2 separate regions of the Homo sapiens genome follow, and region 1 is linked to region 2. The links are chromatin loops, found by intact Hi-C in ENCODE. Cell type or tissue: mammary epithelial cell. All regions are shown on one strand. Links, peaks and the distances in the headings refer to the core of each region. The heading gives the core; the rest is flanking DNA.

Evidence for each region. Hi-C counts contacts between places; a loop is a spot of excess contacts. Peaks named below come from ENCODE experiments on the same cell type or tissue, not always from the same donor. Only the 100,000 strongest peaks of a DNase experiment are listed, where the experiment ranks them.
Region 1: a loop joins it to region 2, with 11 times the contacts of the local background. A loop is called at or near these places in 2 of 110 quality-filtered maps.

Annotation. Positions count from the first base shown.
Region 1 is chr11:125,339,446-125,351,348 of GRCh38, forward strand. It overlaps PKNOX2 (PBX/knotted 1 homeobox 2), which reads left to right. Exons shown (of 13, transcript NM_001382323.2): 4 at 11,839-11,903. The coding sequence starts at 11,861. Among named protein-coding and RNA genes, the nearest start is that of PKNOX2-AS1, 79 kb to the left of the region's middle. RefSeq lists enhancers at 1,904-2,653, 9,980-10,522, 11,178-11,841, 11,842-11,903. In mammary epithelial cell, for the core only: CTCF peaks have their summits at 6,496 (motif pointing left) and 9,500 (motif pointing left); no DNase peak of the experiment used is centred there.
Region 2 is chr11:124,832,145-124,844,047 of GRCh38, forward strand. MSANTD2-AS1 (MSANTD2 antisense RNA 1) reads left to right here. Exons shown (of 5, transcript NR_103862.1): 5 at 742-2,343. Among named protein-coding and RNA genes, the nearest start is that of ROBO3, 27 kb to the right of the region's middle. RefSeq lists enhancers at 10,449-11,012, 11,013-11,574. In mammary epithelial cell, for the core only: CTCF peaks have their summits at 5,016 (motif pointing left) and 5,518; DNase peaks (open chromatin) are centred at 5,007 and 5,557; H3K4me3 peaks cover 572 bases; H3K27me3 peaks cover 2,662 bases.

The DNA of each region.
Region 1 (11,903 bases), core at 1,772-9,771, 510 kb after region 2:
CAAGATACAGCCAGCTGCCTCTTAGCCTGTGCGTCATGGACAGATTTCATTCCAGAACAGGGACTTCTTTACAGCTGTGGGTGGTCCCTGGAAAGCCAAGGGTGTGTGGGGAAAGGCCAAGTGGAGACCGTCACAGAGAGCAGGCTGACTGCATGCCCCCTTCTACCCCACTTCACTCCTCCTGGGCCCCAGCAGGGCCCCTCAGTCCAGTATGACAAGACAGAGACACTGACAGAATCCCAGTAATGTGATTCAGAGCCCTGGCCCCAGAGCCGCCAAGAGCAGGGTGAGGCACAGACAGCCTGGCTTTCGTATGTGCCCCATGCGTTCCCGGAGCTCTGCTCCCAGACAGCTACGACACATTATCAGATTCCAATTATACATCGCCTTTGAGATGCAGTCTTCAGCCATACATTTCCATCATTTTGTGTTCTTTAATTTTGTTCCTTCTCCTCCTAATTGAACACACAGTCCAATGAGTCCACGATGAAGACTCAAGATTTGCCGCTTTCAGCTCGCTTAACGTTTTCCATCTTCGTCTCAGTCGTATTATGTTTATGAGACCCCTACTTCTTATCGCTGGGATCAGCACTTTCATTTTCCCATCTCCTGCTCATTTTTATAAAATAATAAGAGCAAAATGCAATGAAATATTTAACAAAATGTGTACACACACTGCTGTAGCAGGATGACAGGGCTGATGGAAGGAACTTCCCTACCGTGGGAAGGCACAGAGTGTGTGTCCATTAACTGATGTACAAAAGCCCAGGCTCGGCAACACAGAAGACATTTAGTGGTGTCAGTATAACATGATGCTTGGAAAATCAGGGCATAGGAAAGTCAAAGGACAGCCAGTATTCGAGGGCCCAACTCTAAACTGGCAGCTTGGTTTTATAATCAGCCTCACCTTTTCTGCACTTCTCCAGTTTCTAGGAGTCTCAGTCCTTCCCTGCTATTTCCTGCCCTCACCCTGAGACTTCCAGTTAAACCTGCAGACTCTGGGATCAGACTGTGTGTAACATCTGGAAACTTCCTCAAAGCCCCGGTTTGCTCACCCACGAATGGGAACAACCGTAATGCCGACACCATCTGGTTGTTAAGGAAAAGAGACCAGGTGACCCGTATCTACTGTTAGTGTCATGCCTGGGGCACAGGGACGGCTCAGTAAGTGGCAGTTGTTATTAATTCTATATTATCATCTCACCCACATCCAAATTGGCTCCAGAAACTAACCAACTTATTCTCACTGTTGTGTAAATGGCTGCTGGGACTCAAAGGGTTATGCTTCTTGGATTGGCTTGTTTTACATTTTAAGAGCAAGCCAGGCCAGGCGCGGTGGCTCACGCCCGTAATCCCAGCACTTTGGGAGGCCGAAGTGGGTGGATCACAAGGCCAGGAGTTTGAGACCAGCCTGGTCAACATGGTGAAACTCCATCTCTACTAAAAATACAAAAATTAGCCAGGCGTGGTGGCAGGCACCTGTAGTCCCAGATACTCCGGAGACTGAGGTGGGAGAATCGCTTGAACCCGGAAGGCAGAGGTTGCAGTGAGCCAAGATCACACCACTGCACTCCAGCCTGGGTGACAGAGTAAGACTCCATCTCAAAAAAAAAAAAAAAAAAAAAAAGTAAGCCGGCCAGGCACAGTGACTAATGTCTATAATCCCAGAACTTTGGAAGGCCGAGGCAGGCAGATCACATCAAGAGACCGAGACCAGCCTGGCCAGCATGGTGAAACCCCTCTTTACTAAAAATACAAAAATTAGCTGGGTGTGGTGGTGCACGCCTGTAGTCCCAGCTACTCGGGAGGCTGGGGCAGGAGAATCGCTTGAACCCGGGAGGCAGAGGTTGCAGTAAGCCGAGATCGTGCCACTGCACTGCACTCCAGCTTGGTGACAGAGCAAGATTCCGTCTCAAAAAAAAAAAAAGGAAAGAAAAAAAGGAGTTAAGCCAAAGAAATTAAACTATAACCATGTATATATATTGAGGCTCCATAAGGAGGTAGACTTTGTGCAGTCATATTGTATAGGCTGCCCCTTCTCCCCCAGTGAACATGCAAGGCAGAGCCATGATCTTGTCTGCTGGGGGGAACAGGGGCCAGTGGGCAAGATGGGACATGCGGGTGAGGAGCAGATTTTCCATAACACAGAAACATGCATGATGATTATTCCCGCCTTGATTTCCCACGTGTAGTCCTGGAGTGGAAGGGGAAGAAAGGCTTCATGGAACAGTAGGCTTTGGAGCCAAGTGTTGATGAAGGGAACGGCATGGCTGTGAAATACAGAACACCTTGGTAGCGGACAAGAAACACAGCAAAAGGCACGAGAGCATCTTAGGTTGGGCGACGGAGGGAGTATCTGCTGGGGTGCGAGTCTGTGTGGCCGCGCCACGTCCTCTCGCATCATGGCTGTCATCTTCCCTTCCCCAGGGCTGGCTTTCCTGAAGCTCAGGAACACAGAGCCAGTGTACCCGCCCTCCTTCCAAGGGGGTGGTGAGGACCAAGGGTGGGGCAGCCTGGCTGGGCAGCCTTTCCTCCTCTAGCCGATCCCATTGCCATGGGCTCTATTTAGAGCTCTTGTTTCTTGTGAGCTCTGCCTGGGCCACCAGGAAGGTGCAGGAAGGGCACACGTTGGCTGGGTATGAGCGTCTCAGGAACTAGTGGCTTTTCAATGATAAATTGAATGCACAGAGCCACTTGCTTCCACAACTCTGACTCTTGACTTTTTTTTTTTTTTCCTAAAGGCAAGTTTTAAAATTTGGAACAAGGTATCATCTAGCCAGAGGACACAGTACAGTCCTCAGAGAGAAAAGGGGCCTGGCTGACCCTTTTAGCTCCGCTGGCTCCAGGAGAATCTGAGGTTGCACCAGAGGTGGAATGCGTAGGCTTCAGGGTCCCTCGCCTCCATGCCCTCCTTCCCCCACCAGCCCCTGCTCCGGCCACCCTACTCACACCTTACATGGTCCCCATGCCTGCTTTCCTCCTCCCCCCAGCTCCCAGTGAGCGTCAGGGCCCTCCTGACTGCCTCAGAGAAGAGAGACTTATGAAAGGGTGGGAGCCCGAGAGGGCTGCCGGAGGTGGCTCTGCGCTTTTCCACCTGGGATCCCAGCGCTGGAGCTGTTTGTCTGTCTCTGTTGAGTTGTGGGTCTCAGGGGCCCGGCCTGTGTTGTTTTCTCAGCTCAGTGCCTGAGCGGCTGCTGTCAGCTCTTGACAAATAATAATAAACCTGGGAATCAGGTTTGTCGAGGGGGACTTCAGTCCCAGGTTCATTTTCAGATCTGTTTCTCTGTGAGTGTGTGCAGACGAGAGAGCACATGATAGTGTCTCTGGGGGAGGGGCGGGCCGGGGCTCCCAGGTGCCCTGACACTCCACCCTAGCCACCACCGTGGAGGAGCTGGAGGGCTCTCCACTGTCCCGATCCCTGGAGCTGCTTGCATGTTGAAAAAAAAAAGGAAAATAATTGAATAAAAGGCCTCAAGCTCTCTTCTTTCCCTGGGCCTCCCCACCTCTCCCACTCTTGTTGTTTGGCTAGAGATGGAGGGGCTGGAGAGGAAAACAAAAGGGCAGAATCCGCTCTCTAGGTTAGAAGGTTCCAAGGGGGCCACAGGCTGGGGGAGGGAGTTGGCTCAGAGCACCCCAGGGCAGCAGCTGTGGCCTCCCTCCTGCCTCCATTCCTGGGGGTGAACAATAGGGGGAGGGGCTCCTGGAATGGGAGAGGTACCCTAAGTTGAACATCACTGGCAAAAGCGGGACCCAGGTGTGGTGAGTGTGAGTTTTGGGGACACAATAGTCATGGCCTCTGGGGCAGAGCAGCACCCACTTTCCAGCAGACAGGACCCACCGCAGGTCACTGCAGCCATCCCCCTGCCTCCAGGTAGGAAAAAGCGCACACCACTTCCGTGAGCAGAATGCAAGGGCTGTGCTCCCCCTTCCAGCCAGCATGCTTTTTTTTTTCTGTTTTTTGTTTTATTTTGTTTAAAGGAACCAAAGGGGGAAAAATTGCCAAGTTGTAAAGTGCTTAAAGAGGAGATGAGAATCTTCATCAAAATGCTAAAAGCTGGAGGGGAGAGTAATGTGAGAACTCTTGCCTGCTATTTATGGGATTGATTCTCAGATCAAGAAGAAGCAAGCAGTTGGATGAAAGGAATTATTGTTAAGCTCCTCGGTAGGAAGATCTAATGGACAATTGCCGCTATCAGGGGGAATTAAATTGCTGTTTCAGTTTGTAAAATATATCAGCAGCTTTTTGAAGCCAGAAAAGGTGTGACAGCGAGGCAGGGAGGGCGGTGGGGCTCCAGCACTCTTGTTCCCGGTGTGGAGAGGCGGGAGCAAGACCACGAAGAGGGCGCGGGAGCAGGGCGGGTGTTGCTCGTCTGACTCTCCTGCTCCGTGTTGTGAAGCCCAGTTAAAAAAAATAGCTGAACTGGGGACTCAAGGAGGAGAGACTGCAGGCCTGGAACTCTGGCTTCTGTGTGAGTCAGAGCGGCATGGCTGTCAGCAAAGGGCAGGACGGTGGGGCTCCTCTCTGGGAAACCTGGTCGGGCTGGAGTTCAAGGAAGGCAAGTCCTGTCCATGGAGGAGGGAGCGGCTGAGGAGGGTGATGGACCCAGTGCTGGGGCCTGTCCCCAGACACTGCTTTATCATGCTGCTTGTGTGCCCACTAATCCTCCCCATAGTGAACCATGGACACAGAGGGACCCGGCACCCTCTCCTCCAGGGTGGGTCTCTAATGTAAGCTTCTGCTCATCTCTAGGCTGGGGTCAGTGAGTGCATAAGTGATCTGTTGGCCCGACCACAGTGAGGACATATTGTTACTCCAAATAAAGAACAAACAGTAAAATGGTCTTGGGAGTGGAGACGGGAGAGGAGGTTTAGGCCCTCGGAAGTAGGGCCACAGGCCATTAGGGGGAGGCCACGCTCCTTGGGATGGAAATTGGGGGTTGGATGGGAAGGGTCTCTGGGTTTTCTGGTCTCACAGAAGGCTCTTACCATTTCCAAAGCATTCACTCCATGTGGCATTTAAGGGCTGAAGGAGGATTGAGGGAGAGAGATCTGCACATCTCTTAGGGAGTCAGAAGCAGGCAGTCCTAGCCAAAGCTCATGCTGGCTTCTGCTCTGTCCCCACTCTGTTCCCTGGACACCAGCATCGTGATATTAGGGCATGACCTGGCACCACCTCCCAAGTTGGCTTCCCAGAAGGGCAGCAAATGACAATTAGTATGGAGAGCTATGGGTGGCCAAAGCGTCTGCTTGTCTTGGTTGTCATCTTTGCCTCCCCACTGAGTATTCCAAGGAGGACCCGGAGGGGCAGTAGGGAAGCAGGTGTTCTGGCTGTGACATTCTGCAAGGACTTGGGCTCTGTGCTGGGTGCGGTGTGCCCTGGGACCTGGGTCATTGTGGAGTCGCGGCTTATTTTTGACCTCTTAGCTGGCCTTCAGGACACAGAGTGAACAAGGATGTGAGACCTGAGTGCAAATCCCACTCAGTTCCTCTGCACCTGTCCCTCCTTCAGTAACATAGATATGTACAAACTCCCTCCCTGGCTCCCAGGCCCCACTCCAAGCCTGACCTCAGCAGACTGGAGGATCTCCATTTCCCCCCATCAGCCTAGGATCAGAAAGACAGGCAGAGAGCAGCACCCACTCAGCCCCACATTCCTGCTGCCTGAATCCTCAGGGTCCCCAGCTTCCTTTCAGCACCCACAGTCCCTGGGGTGAAGAGGCAGGCGAGGGTGTTTGCTGTGCTGTAAGGTGGGGCGGGCTCTGGGGAGCTTGCCCCTCTTCCCAAATTCCTTAGTCCTCCCCTCCAGGAGCATCCACTTCTCCCTCTTTTTGAAACATTTCAACACAACAACTGATTTGGAGGTGACAAACCCCTGCTCACATGGTCAAGCCTCCCAGCCCATGGTGCATCCTCTCTCTCCATTCTGTCCTCCTCTGCCACCACAAATTGACCTCACCCTTGTCACTGCTCAGTTCTCGGTGCCAACCCCATCCACCAAGCCTCAGGGACCACCAAGCTCTGGCAGACACCCCGCCTCCAGCTTGTCACTTCTAGCCCTTACTGGGTTTTGCAGAGAGACCTGGTGCATGTGTGTGTTTCTATGTGTGTGTGCTCGCGTGCACCCACACGCCTTTGCTTCTTTAGATAAATCCACAGAGTCACATGAAATCAGTGACAGGTTGACACCGTTATTTCAAGATTCATCGCTATGAGTTGCCAGCAGAGCAGACCTAGCCAACTCCGTTCTACCAGCAACACTTTTTTTTTCCAGGCATAATTTATAGCACTGGGGTGAATTTGTTTCCAAAAGATGAATATCACACTATCAGCAACAGCTGCCTCTCATTTTTATTTGTTTTTAAATTTGACTCAAAGTCCAATTCTCCATACACATCCCAAGCTGCAAATCCTAAGGCGACTGATTACATGATTTAGTAAACAGGTTATATTATATAATGCAATTAAAGCGGGCCCTGCGACGCCACCTACAGGCCACTTCTGGGAAGGGAGCTGGGCCAGAGAAGATCATTTTGGACGCGGCGTTGGGGCTGAGGGAAAAAGAGACGGATTGCGCCAGGGTTGAGGAGGCTGCCCCAGAGGGAGATGTTGAAGCCAGCCAGGTTACTAATGCAGCTTTTCGGTCCCTCCTGCTGAGTTCACTGTGTTATTTCAGCCTCCTGCAAATCTGTCTAGACGTCAGAACCCAGGCCTGGGCAGCTGCTCAGAGGGGACGGCTTGGGGGTGGGGGTGGAGGGGTAACCTGGGGGCGTCTGGGCTGAAGGGATTGACAGCTCCTGGCTCGCTGACCTCAGGGGCCTCCTTCCCACTCTCCAACTAGATGGGAGGAAGAGAAGTCCGGTGCTGGCTGGCCTTTAGAAAGAAGCTACAATCCAACCCTTTCCGTTCCATTCAACAAGCATGTGTGCAGTGCAAATCCTGGGCAAAGGCTTCCCGAATGTTCTGGGGAAATCCCTTCATTCTGCAGTCCGAGAGGGAAAGTGACTTGTACAGATTACAGAATAAGTGGTAGATTCTACTGGATGTGGAATCCAGAATTTTTTTTACCCCAAGGCCAGGCTTAGATCATGGGAACTGAGAACTGAGGGGTGGCCCTGTGAATTCCCTCATCCAATCCCAAAGTTTACAGATGGGGAAATTGAGACCCAGACAGAGGATGTGACTTCCACAGCCCCTACCTGTCTCAAGGGAAGGAAAATCATGAACATGCTGCTTGTATGTGTCGGAGGACAGACAAGAAGCATTCCTAGCGGCCCTCATGACTGCCTCTTAGCTGCTATGGAAGGAAGGAAGGAAGGGAGGAAGGAGGGAGGGAAGAAGGGACAGGAAGGGAGGAAGGAAAGGAGGATGGAAGGGGGGAAGGAAGGGAGGAAGGAGGGGAGGAGGTCAGGGGCCAGAAGACAGGCAGACCCAGGGCCACCGTCCCCTCTATCCCTCTCTCTGAACTCCAGCACTCTTCAGATGAACGGGGCTCTGGGCCTGAAGGCTTCTAGCTTCTCCAAAGAGTTCTTCTAAGAGGGTAACATCACTGCAAAGCAATTCCTGGAGAGAAGGGACTCACTTCCCCGGGGCTGAGAAAGACACTTGACCAGAGGGAGTGGGCGGAATGGCGTGAAGGAAGAAAACAGGACTGTCAGAGTCCAGGAGGGTGGGAGTGTCCCCTCACCCTTGTCCTTGTGCCAGCCATGGGCCCCGTCTCCAGTTTGGGGCAGGTGGGTGGGACAGTGAGGGGCCAAGCGAGCTGGCCCTACTTTCCCTATCCCCCATCAATTTGTCTCAGCTAGGGTCAGGGGCCAGGAACAAATGCTGTCAGGCCAGCTGGCCAGAGAGTTCCCAATTAGACTTTGTGTCTCATCCTTAAGGCCCTGAGCCCCCAACCCCGGCACACTGGCCCAATTACTGCCTGGCAGCATTAACCCCTTTGTGCCCCAGGCCATTAATGGAATGTTAATTGGTCTAATGGGTTTCATGTCAACAAGTCCTAATGAGCTCCTTCCTAATGAGCTTGGTATTTTTTTTCTGAGCCTGTTTGTCAGCACACTGGATTTGGGGCTCCAGACTGCCGACCTGGTGGTGCAGGGCTGTGGGGAGCATGGGTTGAGGAGGCTGAGGGAGGTGGGTGCCCAGGACTGCCCATCCCATTTCCTAAAGGGGTGTGCTTTTATGACTTTGCATCCACTGATCCTGCCTCGGTGGCTCCTGGGCTCTCTAAAATGACATTTTAGTTTCTTCTGATGATATCAGAGACACAAATGATTTCTTCTTGGATGTCATTGTGGGGTCAAGTGTTGCAATAGAATTTTTCCCTCCTAGATGTCATATCATAAAGGTTTTCAGCACTGAACAAAACAAAACAAAACAAATCAAAAAGCAACCTTTCCCTGTGAGCCTGTTCGCGATGGGAAATCTCTCCATGGGAGATGCTCCTCATCTGTCCTCCACTTGCAGTCTTGACTGTGCCCCCTTGAATGCCCAGGTGTCTGGTGACAGAGCACTGGGGCCTCTGGACAGGGCCAAGCAGCCTCTCAGAATCCGTGACAAAAGCTCTGAAGCCCGGGGCTAGGTTTGCAGGGGCTCAGGCCTGCTGCTCCCCTCCCTCTCCCAAAGAAAATGCAAAAAGGGCAGGCTTCCCCCAAAGGGCCAGGACCCCCGCTGTGGCTCAAAGAGTTCCCCCACACCCCACTGCAAAGTCCCAGCCAAGTCACAGATAAGGCGAGTCAGATCCCCAAATTCCTCTCCAGGATGGTTGCACGTGGCCCCTCAGGAACCGGGGAAGTGCACGTGTGGGTGGAGAGGTGTGAGGAAAAGAGCCAGCTTCCGGACACGGGTGCAGGGTCTCCAGCAGCTGAGCTCCCGGAGTGTCAAGTTGCCGGAGGCTTCTGTGCCTGAGCAAGCAGAGAAGGAAACTTAAGCCTCTAATGAAAAGGCCTCCTGTTCTCTTGCAGGAGAAGCCCCCAGAGGGTAATGGGGCAGTGGCCTAGTGGCCTGTGGTGACCCCAAGGAGGGGGAGGGGCCAGGGCCATCTGGGTCCTCAGAATATTGTTCCTGTGTCTTCTTTCGACGCGGGTCTGGCCCTGCTCCGCAGCCTGGTGGGCTCAGGACTGAACAGTCTCCTCTCAGCCTCATGGGCGGTTGTCTCTGGGCACAGGCTACTCTTAACCTCCCCTCCTTAACCCCACACAGGGCAGCCCTCCTGCTGCTACAAATATTTCTGGGGACAGCGCCTCTAAAATGACCCTGCCTTCCATTCACTGGACAGTGAACAAAAGAATGTGAATGAAAGGCGCCTCTCTGTAGCCTATGCCCTCCTCGTTGAGCTTCCTTTGTTTTGCCTTCATTATGACCTTCTAATCCATGGAATGAGGTTACCAAAAGACCCAAGCCCGAGGTTAAAGAGAACTAGTTGCCCCTAAGAGGGGGAGAAAGCCCTCCTTCCTGAGGCGGCTCCCACCCTGACTCTGCCCCCAGGCTCCCTCTTCTGGAGGCTGCAGGCACTACAGTGCTATGGCCCTTCACTTTTTTCCTGGCGGACGAGCATCTGTGATCGATGCTCCCGGGAAGAGATTCCACCATCCTGGCCCTTGGGCCCTATCCAAAGTTGCCTTCTCTGCCAGAGTTCCAGGGAAGGCTATGTTTAATAGGCCCCTGAAACATTCCTATTTCCTTTATTTTGTCAGGGTCCAAAAAAGAGAAATTCCACCCACTTTAATATCTCAAAAGTCTTAATTCTGGAAGTTCCTTCTGATGTCTCAAAAAGTCTATATCTTACCCCACCCCCACCTTTTTCCCTCTGCAATCCTCACTCTGCTCTTGGCTCTCTGGGATGCTGACCACCACCCAGACAAAGATCCAGCTGTGAACAGAGGCCTTGGTTCCCCTGCCTGAAGAGAGAGGCTCCCCCAAAGCCCCCTCCTGCGTCCCTTTGCAAAAGGAAATTGGATCTTAGGGACCAGCGGTGTGTGAGATGGGCGAGGCCCTGCATGCTGTTGTGAAGATATCCTGGTAGTCCGTCTTCTGAAGGAGGCCAGGCGGGGGCGAGTGACAGGCGGTGAGGCCGACGGAACCGGCCTGAAGTCGGCATTTTTAGCACCGGGGGAGCCATCCCTCCCTGTGCATTCTCCACCCACCTCCACCTCATTTTCTTCCTTCCTTTAGGACCATGACCTCCCTCTCCTAGCCATGCCTCATTCATCTGTCCCACCACACTCCCCACACTGTTCTCTGCACAGAGTTGGTGGTTGGTAGACATCTATTGAGTGAAACAGGCCTTTCCAGTGCTTTTTGCAGAAGGTCAAAGCGTACTTGGTATCTTGGAGACTCAGGTCAGGTCAGAGTAGATCTTACTTCCACTTCCTGAAAAAGAACCAAAAGAATCACACACACACACACACACACACACACACACACACACACAGCCCTGGAGGCCAGCCCCTTTAGATGACAGCAGCTCCAAAGCACTCTCAAATTCCCACAGAATTCAGGTCTGTGAACATTTTGGAAGACCCTGGGAAGGGCCAGGCTGGAAGAGGATGAAGCCCTAGGTGCCTCAGGGAGAGGGGACGGAGGGTGTGAGTGCTGTGCTCACAAAGGTTTCTACACCAACAGTGCCCTCCACCCAGGAGAAGAACACGTCCTGCACTCCACAGAGGCTCTTAGCAACCTCCTACCCTACAGTGGACAGCCCTGTATCAGGCAACTAGCCTGTGGCTTCTAGATCTAAATATTTCAGAGCATCTACTGCAGCACAACAGCTCTCTGGACATTCTGTTTCCTTGGGTGGCACAGCCGGGCTGTCTCCACTTATGGCACCACATCCTACTTCAAGAGGAAATCTTGAGGCTTCATGGGGGCAGCTCGCCTGCTTATTGGTGATGGGGAAATGATGGGGGCAACAGTGGAGCAGGCCCAGAGCTGGGAATCTGGAGGTGCTGCTTCCATCCCAGCTTCACTAACAAGTCCCCCAACCCCCGCCCTCCCATACACAAGTCACCCTTGGCCTCTGTCTTCTACCAGCCAAAGAGGCAGGTAGACCATTTGGCTCTGATAGCTCTTCTGGTATCCCCACATTCCGGTGACCGTACTGAACCAAGACTGAGGAAAGTCCTCCTTAATAGGATATGCAGGCACATCTGTGGACACGCCCATAGTCACAAGCCCGAGTCTGGGAAAGTACAGGAGTAGACCGGCATTCCCTGCCTCTTTCCCTTCCCCAAGGCCTCCAGGCAGCCACCCTGGGGCTACAGTCTGAGGACGGGTCCAGGCCGTCCTCCGTCTCACAGTCTGAGGACGGGTGAGCCCTGGGGAGGGGCGAGCTTGGTGCTTGGGGACCCTGGAATCCCGTAGCTGGCCTGAGGCCCTCCTGCCCCTGTGCGCGCTGTGGCTGCTCCAGAAAGCCTGGGAAACAGCGGGGCCAGGAGCACCCTTATCAGGCTGGAACTCAGGGTCCTCCTGGGGAAGGAGGGGTATCCAAATGGCCTCCAGTCCCCCGGTGCTGCTACCAGGCAGGCCCCCTCCCTCTTCGTGCCCCCTCCCCACACGTACAACAGGCCGGAGCTGATGCTGAACAAAGCGCCGCTGCAGGGGTACCGGTTGTTTTACATATGATTTGAATATTGTTTCTTTCAAGTCAAAATAGCACAGCAAGCCCCTCCCCACCCAGGCCTCTTCCTTAGCTCTCATTTGTTGCCCTGAAGGGCGTGCAACCCTTGCCGCATCCAGCCGGCCCAGGTGGCCCAGCGGGGGACACAGGGAGCTGCTGGGTGCCCAGGGCGGGCCTGCTCAGCGGTGTTAACGGTGCGGCCCCCTTTCTCCTGCCCACAGGTCCTCCATGTGAATCAATCCCATGATGCAACATGCCTCCCCAGCCCCCGCTCTGACGATGATGG
Region 2 (11,903 bases), core at 1,198-9,197:
TTCTGCCTCCCTTCCTTTCTTCCTTTCCTTCCTTCCTTTCATCCCTTCCTCTCCACTCCCCCTTCTCTCTTTCTCACCCTCTTTCTTTCTTTTGATGGGGTCTTGCTCTGTCACCAGGCTGAAGTGCAATGGTGCGATCATGGCTTATTGCGGACTGGAATTTCTGGGCTCAAGTGATCCTCCTGCCTCAGCCTCCTGAGTAAGTGGGACTATAGCCATGCGCTGCCATACCTGGCTAATTAAAAAAAAAATTAAAGAGACTGGGTCTCTCCCTCTGTGTTGCTCAGGTTGGTCTCAATCTCCTAGCCTCAAGCAATCCTCCTGCTTCAGTCTCCTGAAGTGTTGAGATTACAGGTGCTAGCCACTGTGCTTAGCTATCAATGAGTTTTCGGTTGTATTTGCACATGCATACTAAAGAGGCAAGAAAAAAAAAACTGAAGATACCAGCTATGCGTCCTCCAATTCTAACTCCAGCAGATACCAGCTGTGCATCCTCCAATTCAATTCTAACACCTTCCACCTGGAGACAGGCTCAGTCACATCCCACAGGCTGCGGGCTCAGTCCCACAAGGCTGCCCCACTTCAAACGCCAGTCATAACCACAGGCTGTAACCTGTGCTTCTGACCAAGCAACTATAAATTGAGGTTTTCAGGGCCCTCACCTTGGGTTTGATTAATTTGCTAGAGTGACTCATAGACCTCAGGGAAACACTTTACTTACACTTACCCATTTATTACAAGGATGTTACAAAGGACACAGATCAAGAGCCAGCTGGAAGAGATGCACAGGGAAGGGGTGCGGAGCTCCCATGCCCTCTCCAGGGCACCACCCTCCAGGCACCTCCATGTGTTCAGCTATCTGGAAGCTCCCCAGACTCTGTCCTTTTGGGTTTTCATGGAAGCTTCATTATGTAGGCATGAATAATTATATCATTGACCACTGGTGACCAACCCAAACTTCAGATCCTTTCCCTTCCCCAGAGGTTGGAGGGTGGGGCTGAAAGTCCCAGCCCTCTAATCATGGCTGGGCCACCATTTACCTCATTAGCATACAAAAGACTCCTGTTGCTTTAGAGATTCCAAGGGTTTGGGAAGCTATATGTCAGGAGACAGGAGAAGACCAAATATATATTTCACAGTATCACACACACATACTCTCTTGATCACAGGTGAAGTTTTGCCCAAAGCAACAGAAGTGAAGCAAGCTTCTATTCTCACAGAGGTTTGGGTCCGGTAGATACTAATAACTTCTATTCTCTGATGCATTGTAGTAGGGCAGACATTAAGCATTTCATGTGCATTTTTTTTTTCTTTTTGAGACAGGGTCTCACTCTATCTCCCAGGCTGGAGTGCAGTGGCACTAACACAGCTCACTGTAGCCTCAATCTGCAGGGCTTAAGCGATCCTCCCACCTCAGCCTCCTGAATAGCTGGGATTACAGGCATGCACTACCATGACCAGCATATTTGTATTTTTTGTAGAGACGGGTTGTTACTATGTTGCTCAGGCTAGTCTTGAACTCCTGACCTCAGCCTCCCAAGTAGCTAGGAATACAGGCACATGCCACCACAGCCAGCATATTTTTGTATTTTTTGTAGAGACAGCTTACTGCCATGTTGCTTAGGCTGATCTTGAACTCCTGAGCTCAAGGGCTCCACAGGCCTTGGCTTCCCAAAGTGCAAGGACTAAGGTGCAACTGCCACACCCAGCCTTTCATATGTATTATCTTATTTAAGCTTCACTTTACAAGTGAGAAGGGCAGCCTTGGCTCAGAGAAGTTAGGTGACTTGCAGCAAATCACATAATTGCTAAGTGATGGATCTGAGCTTTAGCCCCAGGACTATCTGACCTTGGGTCTAAACTTATACTACTGTATTTTTCGTTAAGTCAGTCAGAGTTCTATCCTTTGACAGAAAGTATAACCTTCTTTTAAGGCAGAATAAGACCCTCTGCCCAACCCTGCTCTTTCTTTCTCCTCCGCACTAAGAAGACAGCGAATACAGTAGAGGGTTTTGGACTGGGATAGTGGTTGCAGAGAAGATCTGGAACTAAAAATATGGACCAGGGGTAGAAATGGTGGTGATTCCACCAAACTTGGAAACACTTAACAAGACCCCATAACATGCAAGATATGCAAGAAATGGGGTACATTTTCTATACCAGTGCCTTAAGTAAAAAAATTCCTTGTTAAACAAATGATTTAGAGAAGACAGAACCAAATATATATATATAGCTGTGTGTGTATTCTAATAAAGGTTGTTAAAGTCTTAAAGTTAGTGGTGGGAGAAAACAATAAAAAAATATGAAATCTCCCTATGTTAATAAACTAATTTCAAATACCAAGGGTTGGTTTTTGGTTGGGTGAGTCTGTTTTTGCCTTGATTAAAAAGAAGTGATTTTTTTCTTCAGCCTAGTTTTCCTGGTATGAAAGGCAAGAAGGAATGACATTCCATAACTGTTATAGAGGTGAAAACAGTTTTATTTATTGGTGGTCATTACCGGCCTATAACCAGGGCACAACCTTCTTGGTAAACATTTACCAAGCATTAGTGGAAGATGATTCACTAACTTTTAAAACTCTCCTTCCCTTATATGCATATTAATACCACGATATCTTTAGCTTTTAAGTCCATATATACAGGCACAGGTGCGAATAAATTCAAACATATCACTTGTAGTGGTTTACATAAGGGCTTGCTAGTTCAAATGGGGTTGTTAGTTTTGCATCTCAAATTAGTTCCTGTCAACCCAGCAACTAAAGAAAATTCCTTTGTGAAAAAAGTTTCCAGGCATGACCCAGTAATTGTTTTAATGGATTTTCAATGAAGGGTGAAGTACCATGCTATGTAGCCTGTGGGCATTCCATAAATATATTTTGACTGATTCTGTTAACAAACTACATAGAAAAAACCAAATACTTACTATCCAATCCTCTTATATTGTTTCCCATAGGCTCTGTCTGTTAGTGTATTTATAAGCATTTAAAGTGTATAAGGGAGCTCTGGCAGTGAGAGTGAATTGCCCAATGCAGAGAAGCACTCTGGGCTGGAGGGTTTTACTTAGTCTAAGATTTTCTTTTTTTTTTTTTGTGAGACGGAGTCTGGCTCTGCCGTCAGGCTGGAGTGCAGTGGCATGATCTTGGCTCACTGCAGCTTCCGCCTCCTGGGTTCAAGCGATTCTCCTGCCTCAGCCTCCCGAATAGCTGGGAGTACAGGTGCATGTCACCACGCCTGGCTAATTTTTGTATTTTTAGTAGAGACAGGGTTTCACCATGTTGGCCAGGATGTTCTCGATCTCTTGACCTCGTGATCCACCCTCCTCGGCCTCCCAAAGTGCTGGGATTACAGGCGTGAGCCACTGTACCAGGCTACTTAGTCTAAGATTTTCAGTGTGCACCTGAGATTTGCCCTTTCCAAAATGAGGAAGAGGCCTGAAGCCGATCAGCTGAAAGAAGTACTAAGCCCTGCAGGCTGAAAAGGTAATGTCCCACCTATGCTGGAGGACCTGATGTTGGTATAGTCAATTTTCTGTCTTCTATGTAAGGTATAGATCTGCTCTGATCTTGACATTGTGAAGAAAGCTACTATACTGTCAGAATCTGCTGTAATATAGCCCTGAGATGAGAAAGGTGTGTAGAACAGAAATCTTCACTGCCCTTCTCCCAAAACATTCATTGACCCCTCCTGTAAGATATATATATATATATAATTATTATTTTTTCTAGACAGAGTCTCGCTCTGTTGCCCAGGCTGGAGTGCAGTGGTGCAGTCTTGGCTCACTACAATCTCAGCCTTCCAGGTTCAAGGTTCCCAGGTTCCCAAGCAGATTCTCGTGTCTCAGCCTCTTGAGAACTGGGGCTACAGGCACACGCCACCACACCTGGCTAAGTTTTATATTTTTAGTAGTGATGGAGTTTTGCCATGTTGGCCAGGCTGGTCTTGAACTCTTGATCTAAGGTGATCCGCCAACCTTGACCTCCCAAAGTGCTGAGATTACAGTCATGAGCCACCGCGCCCGTCCTGCATTCTTGCTGTGTGTGTGTAACCCTTGCTATAGTTATATAATTTAGGTTGAATTTAATTTATACGTTGACTATGATCTGAGGGTCAAGATCATTTGGGATAAAGGAGAGATCAACTACATGTCCGTATACTGCAAGTTAGAATTTAGTTAAGAAGGCCCTGAGTAGATTCCAGAATTATAATAAAGCTTTCATTTTTAGTTTGAGGAAACTTCAATATGGGCGACAGAACAAAGAACTCGGGTGGTAGGAATTAAGTTGGTAGGAATTAAGAGGGTGCCTGCCAGACGGGCTGGAAGTGAAGGAAGCCATGTGCCTGCAAAGCTGTTTAGGGCTGCCATGTGTTTATGCCCTGGCAGAAACCTCTGGTTAGAAGTTAGATCGCTTACATTTTTCTTAAGTAACCCATTTTGTTACATCCATATGTTTTCCCTCTTTCCAGAAGGAAAAAAAAGTATCAGCGAGCCCTTCCTCACGGATCAGGAAGCTCAAGGGATTACTCAAGTACATTGGCGGCAGTTACAAAGATATTTTCTTTTTTTTTTTTTTTTTTTTTGAGACGGGGTCTCGCTCTGTTGCCCGGACTGGAGTGCAGTGGCGCGATCTCGGCTCACTGCAAAGCTCCGCCTCCCGGGTTCACGCCATTCTCCTGCCTCAGCCTGCCAAGTAGCTGGGACTACAGGCGCCCGCCACGACACCCGGCTAATTTTTTGTATTTTTAGTAGAGACGGGGTTTCACCGTGTTAGCCAGGATGGTCTCGATTTCCTGACCTCGTGATCCACCCGCCTCGGCCTCCCAAAGTGCTGGGATTACAGGCGTGAGCCACCGCGGCCTACAAAGATATTTTCAAGCATTGTTCTCCCTACCCCAAATTTCTGAGTCATTTAAGTAGAGAAACAGCTCTTTTGCCCTGGCTCATATATGAAAAAAGTAGAATTCAGGCCAGGCTTCAAGTCTAGGGATGATTCTCATTAATGAGGTTAGGTCTGCCACCTGGTGGTGAGAAATAAAATGCCACTTGATTTTCTCATCTGATCTGTCCATATACCACACTTAAAAATTCCACTTTGCAAATCCATCCTTAACCTCTGACTCGGGTTGTGCTTGCCGCCAGCCAAAAGTTCCCAACTGATGACAACGGCACCGACACCTTGGGGAGAATTTTTAGGCAACCATCTGGAACTCATTCCCTATGAACACATTTGAAGTGTTTTAGAACACTGGTAGGTGGTTCTACAACACTTCAAATGTGACTTAAGGTAGATTTTAGGAGAACAAGGTTCTCCTAAAGAGGAAAGATAGCACTAATTCATTCATTAGTACACAAACTATTGTGTAAAAAAAAACTATGCTCTTCAATTTGTAAACAAATGTGTAAGACAATGCCCCGCTCCATCAGTGACAAAGAGATGGGAGTGGATAACCAAGTTAGGCTGGGAAAATAAGAGTAATTCTTGCTTCCCGTTGAAAGGCTGAGGAGAGTGCAGAATCATCTGAAGCCATTAGGGGGAGTGCTAAGTCTTCAGAAACACACACACACACACACACACACACACACACTCGAATACTAGAATATGAATTCTGGAATATGTCCACAATTATTTGGGGATTTGGCCTATGGATCCCTCACAGAGGGTGAAGATACCCAAGTACCCTGGAGAGCTTCAGCTTCCAGTAACCTCCTCCAGCACTGAAGACTTCAGCTCCTTCCTTTTTTCACCTGCCCCTATTTTCCTTTCCTTGTAGGCCAGTACTCTCAAAGTGTGGCCCCCAGTATCACCACTGTCACCACCTGGGAAACTTTCAGAAATGCAATATCTCTGCCCGTACCCCAGATCAAAGGAATCAGAAACTGTAGGGCAGGGTTAATAAGGCCTCCAGGTGATTTTCATGCAAGCTGTGAATCTCTAGTCCAGGGGTGTCCAATCTTTCGGCTTCCCTGCCACATTGGAAGAAGAATTGTCTTGGGCCACACATAAAATACACTAGCTAAAAAATTTTTTTTTTTGCAAAAAACCTCATCATGTTTTAAGAACATATATGAATTTGTGTTGGGCCGCATTCAAAGGTGTTCTGGTCTGCATGCGGCCCATGGGCCGTGGGTTGCACAAGCTTGCTCTAGTCTTAGGGTGATCCTCTGGGCACAGACCAGGGAGACTTGTCGGAGTGGGAGCTAAGGGGAGAAGCAATGGGTCCTAGAAGCCAATCTAGTTACCCAGTCCAGCCCAGAGTGTTAGAGGGAGCAGAGAACAGCCACAAAGGGAGGTGGCAGAGGTTTTTGCCAACTGAGCACCAGCTTTGTGGACACTGACCCTCCAATCACCCTTGGTCACAAGATCTTCAGATGGGAGACTCAGTCTTCAATTAAAGCGACACTAGAGAAGAATCCCTACAGTACCCAGAGCAAATAAGATAAATAGGGCTGTGTCCACCCCACCTGGGTGCAGCTCCAGCTCTTTTCACTCCCTTCCAGATCCGCGGAAAGCACCCCTGACACGCATATATTTGTGGATGGGATACCTGGATTGAGAGCGAACTCCATCAACCCCCCGAGACACTGCACCCTGCTCCCTCCTCTGCTGGAGGAACTGCCACTTTCTAAAGGAAAATACTATTTAATGTGCAGAATTACAGTACACACAATACTTATAGTATGGCAAGTATTAGTCCTTGGTATTTTTTCCGCCACCTTTTCCCATCTCCCCATCCTGTATGCCTGTGCCTCCTTACCTTTCTAGCACAAAACAGGCACTTAAAAAATAGTGCAGAATGAACAGCTGAAGCTTGCTTCTACTATCTTCCATATTTTTCTCTGGCTGCTGTCAAAAAGCGCCAGCTCAGAGCCAGGGTGGCCGACTTTGTCACAGTCTCTGCTGGAAAACGACATTTTTTAGGGGGAAAATCATAAGCCAATGCAGACATGTCCCTGCCCCCTATTCCTTCTCCCTGCACGTGGGCACACAATGGGCGGCCGGCAGAGGTGGGGGAGTGAGGAGCACAGGCTCCGTGTGTCCAAAGTCCCGGGTCACCTCGGCCTGGAATCCATCTAACTCAGCTGCAAACCAGAAGACGCGGCCTGGGAGGGGCGTAGAGCCCTCCCCCACCTCCCCGGGCTGGGTGACTGTCAGGCCGCATCTGCTCCAAATTTATGGCTCCTCCTCGGGCCGCCGCCGGCCTCTCCACGGCCTCTTTACCAACTGCAGCCCCAGCTGAGACCCCTCCCGCGGGGAGGGAGGGAACACGAAGCGCGGCCGGGGCTGGGGGCGGGGAGCAGGTGTGAAGCGGGGTGGCAGCGGCGCGCGGTCACCCTCCACCGCGCCGCGGAGACCCGGCGTCACCCCCACGCGCACACAATGGCGCGGGGGCCAGGCCGAGGACGGCCCATTAGCGGCTGATGGAGGAGGCGGGAGCCCGGCGGGCCGCCTAATCCCCGCACGCGGACACCTGGGTGGGAGCGCGGGCGAGTGGAGGGCGCGCCTGCACGCAGGATCCCGGGCTGGGCAACGGCCTAGACCGCCTCTCGCCAAACCTCCCACGCCAGCGCCAGTCCGACGAACAGGAGCTGGTCCAGCGAACAATAAAAGGCCCCGGGGCTGGGGAGGGATGGAAGCGCCCTTGGAGCGCGCAGGCTACGGGCGCCCCCGGCAGCGCCCCCGCGCCTTCCCCTCCCGCCCCGCGGCCGCTGATTGCCTATTGTGCGTCCCCTCTGCGGCCGCCCGCGCGATGCACTCTGCGAGCTGGCCCCTTCGTTTCTAAATGAGCAGCCAGCGCCGCAGACACGTGCCAAGGGAAGGGTAGTTCACTGCGTGGGGCGGGGGGACATGCAATAAGACAAGAGACCGCACGGAAATAGCTCCGTGCCCGTCTGCTGCACTGTCCTTCTCACGTGCCTTCGGACAAGGGGACTTTCACTCTCTCCCCTCCTCTGCCCCAATCGCTCTGTCTCCCTGAGACTGACCACCCTCTTCTCTAACCCGAACTCCGCAGGGGAGCCTTCAGCCTTTTATTATTATTTTTTTCCTGGGTAGTAGATGTCTTTGCCTTGGCTGGGCTCTGGAATGCTCAGGTAAAAAGTGGGTCTGGCCGGATGCAGTGTGTATCTTCAACACGGAGGCTAGAGAATTGGATAGAGGAGCAGCGCTAGTCTGTGACAGCTCCAGACGCCCTGCTCCAAGCACCCCAATCCTAAGCACCCCAATCCTCTGGTATCTTCCGTCCCAGGGAACTCTGGCTGGTCGTCATGGCTTTGTTTAATGCTCCTCTCTGCCACACTACCGCGTTCCCTGTGGGATGGGAACCTCTGGGAAAGGACCTGACAAGGGACCAGAAAAAGGTTTGGGGAATCAAAGTCTAGTAGTAAGGGGTCCTACCACTGATGGTTTGGACTCACGGGCAATTTACAGTTGGATGGAAGCTGAAGTGTCATCAGATTTAGAGGCCACAGTCTGGCAGCCTGTGGACCAAATCCAGGCCACCAACACATTTTGGTCCATAAAGTGTTTTTTAAACTTTCCATCATGAATAATAGCATATTGTGGATCATAAATATATATAAATTAGTGAGAATGCTATAATAAACCCCCATAGTCCCACCACCCAGTTTCAGCCAGCACTTAATCTATTCAAAGGCAATCTTCCTTCATCTATTCTCCCACTCTCCTCCAGAATTTGAAGCAAATCTCAGAAATCCTATCATTTCTTCTTTAAGTACTAAAAAGTAGTCCTAAAAGATAAGAATTCTTTTAAATAGCATAATAATATCAATATCACACCTAAAACAATAATTCCTTGTCCTCAAATATATAGTCAATGTTCAAACTTCCCCAATTGTCTTATTTTTCTTTATTGTTCAAATTGGGATCCAAATGAATCTCCACAGTGCATTCTCTCCTTTAATCGGATAATCCCCCAGTTAATCTCTTTTTTTCCTGGAAATTTATTTGTTAAATAAACCAGATCATTTGTTCTGTAGAATTTTCCACAGTCTGGATTTTGTTAAATGTATCCCCATGGTGCCATTTAACATGTTCTTCTACCTCTACATTTCCTGTAAATTGGTTGTTAGATATAGAGGCTTGATCAATTAATGCTGGATTTTTTAAAGAATAATTCATAGACCATAGTTTAATTCGATCCAAAGTAATGTCTGCTTGTCAGTGATGACCATTGTCTAGACCCATTATTTCATTAGGGATTGCCAAGTTGTGACATTCTAGTTCTATGATTCACTCTTCATTTATGAGCTTGAATACTTCTCTAAAGAGAATCTGTCATCAATGATTTGTTTATGCAGAGGTACACGTCAAATAGGAAAGGCAGGATAAATGCTTGATTCTTTCCCTTATTATTTATCAAAATAATGAGGTGATTCCTCAGATTCCCCTAATGGTGACCAACGATTTTTTTTAAATCACTTATGAACAAATGGATTTAAATATATCTCATGTGTTTCAAACCAAGTATATTTTGATTGGGCATTTTAAAATTAGAAGATGTCATATTAAAAACATTGACCTCTGGCTTCCGTTGTAGAATATCTGGCAACCTTGAGTCCTTTTCCAGCAAGACTAGAGCAGACTTTGGCTGAGGGGCACTGCCTCCTTCAGTAGGCATTCATTCTTGCCTTGGCATGCTTTGATCTTCTTAGACCCTGGACCCCCTGCCCTGCAGGAGTAAGTCTGTAAAGCAGATCCAATCCAAGTCTCTCACCTTATAGATGAGAGAGCTGATGAAGTAGCTTACCTTCCTGAGACTGGAAGACAAGTCTCCTGGCTGCCTACCAAGACGAGGGTAAAGCAAACAGGGAAGACCAGCTGGTTTCTGCCTTACCTGCAAGTTGAGCTGAGCCAGAGACCTGGGACCACTTCAAGATAACCTTCCTCCCCATTTGCAAACACACCTTGCAGAGGAAACTTGGGAATATTCCAAACTCCACTCCCTCTTTTGCCTCCCACATCCAATCAGCCACCTAGCCTGCTAATTAGCCTCCCTTCCTCCATTCCTGTCCTCCTCCAACTCATCCTCCTCACTCGCAATGAGGTTTTCCAAAACATATGTCTAACCATGTCACTCTCTGGCTTTAAAATCCGTCACTAACTGCTCATTGCCTTTAGGTTACATCGAAGTCAACATTAGCACAGCACACAAGGCTCCTCATGTCCTGGGCTCTGCCATGGCTAGCTCCTTACCTCATGCTGTCTCCTTGTCACAACTCCGTCCTCCAGCTGGACGGAATAGCCACAGGGCTCTGTGCACACAGTTTTGTCTATGTTATGTCCTCTCTGTATTTGCTGTTTACTCCTTTAAACATCCACTGCTTCCCTGGCTGGCTTCCACTTCTAGCTTAAGTCCCACTCCAGGCTTTGATCTTAGGAAAGGCCTTCTTGGCAAGCCTTGACTGCATTCCATGTCCTACTCCGCACTTCCACAGCATTCTGGCTCACTTTAAGATGAGGACCTTGCCACTGATGGGTGGTTTTGCTCTTTGTTTGGTTTGCTTTTTCACTTGTTTCCCTCCTGGCCGGTGTGGAAGCTTCCTGATGCCTGACAGGGGCTATGTCTGTATCTCCATCTCCTAAATCATGTTCCCAACCATGTTCCCAATGCACAAAGTAGGTGCAGGCCAGTAAGGATTTGGTTAGTCAATGAAATTAAACAAAAGAGATGAAGGTTTGTGGACTGTTTTGGAGAGAAAGAGGACCCCCTTCCCTTGCAGGGAAGGGACTTGATGCAAACGACCGCATGGCAGTAGGCTCGCTGGGCAGATGCCCAGGAGATATTAGGGCTGCTGGGGCTGAGGTAATATCCTGCGAGGCCAGCCGGGTCTGCAGCCCTGGCTGGGTCACGACCCAGGCTCTGCCTGGCTCGGACATCCTCGGACCTGTGCATGCATGTGTGCGTTTGTGTGTGCGCGCGCGTGTGTGTATGTGTGTGTGTGTGTGTGCGCGCGCACACACACACACACACACACACACACACACAGCCTCGCCAACCCCGCCTCCTCCCGCTGGGAGGATAATTAAAGCGCCAAACGGCGGAGCGGGCGGGCAGCGTTCCCGGGGGCGCATTTCATCGGGGCTGATTAATGAGGCCGGGGAGTTAATGAGGAGAAAGCTAAACGCAGGGAGCTGAGCCGCGGAAGGCCTCTCCGAGGCCCTGGAGGGGGTCCTCCGAAGGCATCTCCCGCCCTCTCTTTCTAGTAGCGGCTTAGCGCAAGCCACATGGTGCCCCAGGCTCCTCTCGCCGCCTCAAGCCAGGGGCGGGGGGGAGGAGGGGTCGCCCCAAGTCATACCGGCCGCACTGAAGTCGGTCTCCTCCGCTTGTGGCTAACCCGGCTAAACAGCAAAAGAGCCTGCCTTGCCATCTAAAACACAACAAAGGACCTCAGGAGACCGCCACTTTCTTCTTCTCCTCAGGGAACTTTGGGCATGGGTCCCAGACCACCTGCAGATTGCATTCCAGATCCGAATTAAGGATCAGCTCTGCCGTGCCAACCGAGTAACCTTAGACAAGTTACTTAGTCCTTTGAGCCTCAGCTTCTGCGTCTGTAAGATGGGCTCACACTCCTTACCCGCCCTAAAAATGGCTTTTAGTGAGTGCCAGACACTACTCTAAGCACTTGGCGTGTATAATCTTATTGATTCTTCCCAACAGCTCTAGGAAGTAGGCTCTGTTATTATCGTCTTTACTTCAGAGATAAGGACATTGAGGCAGAGAGCAGGGTCTTAACTTGCCTGAGGTCGCACTGCTACTTGCCAGGACTGACCCAGCTAATACGCAGTGGAGCCGGAAGTGAACACACACAGGCTGATCCCAGAACCTGTGCCCTATCCTTAGCATAAGGCTGTGGTGCTAGTTCTCAAGGCGGGTGTGAGCATCAAA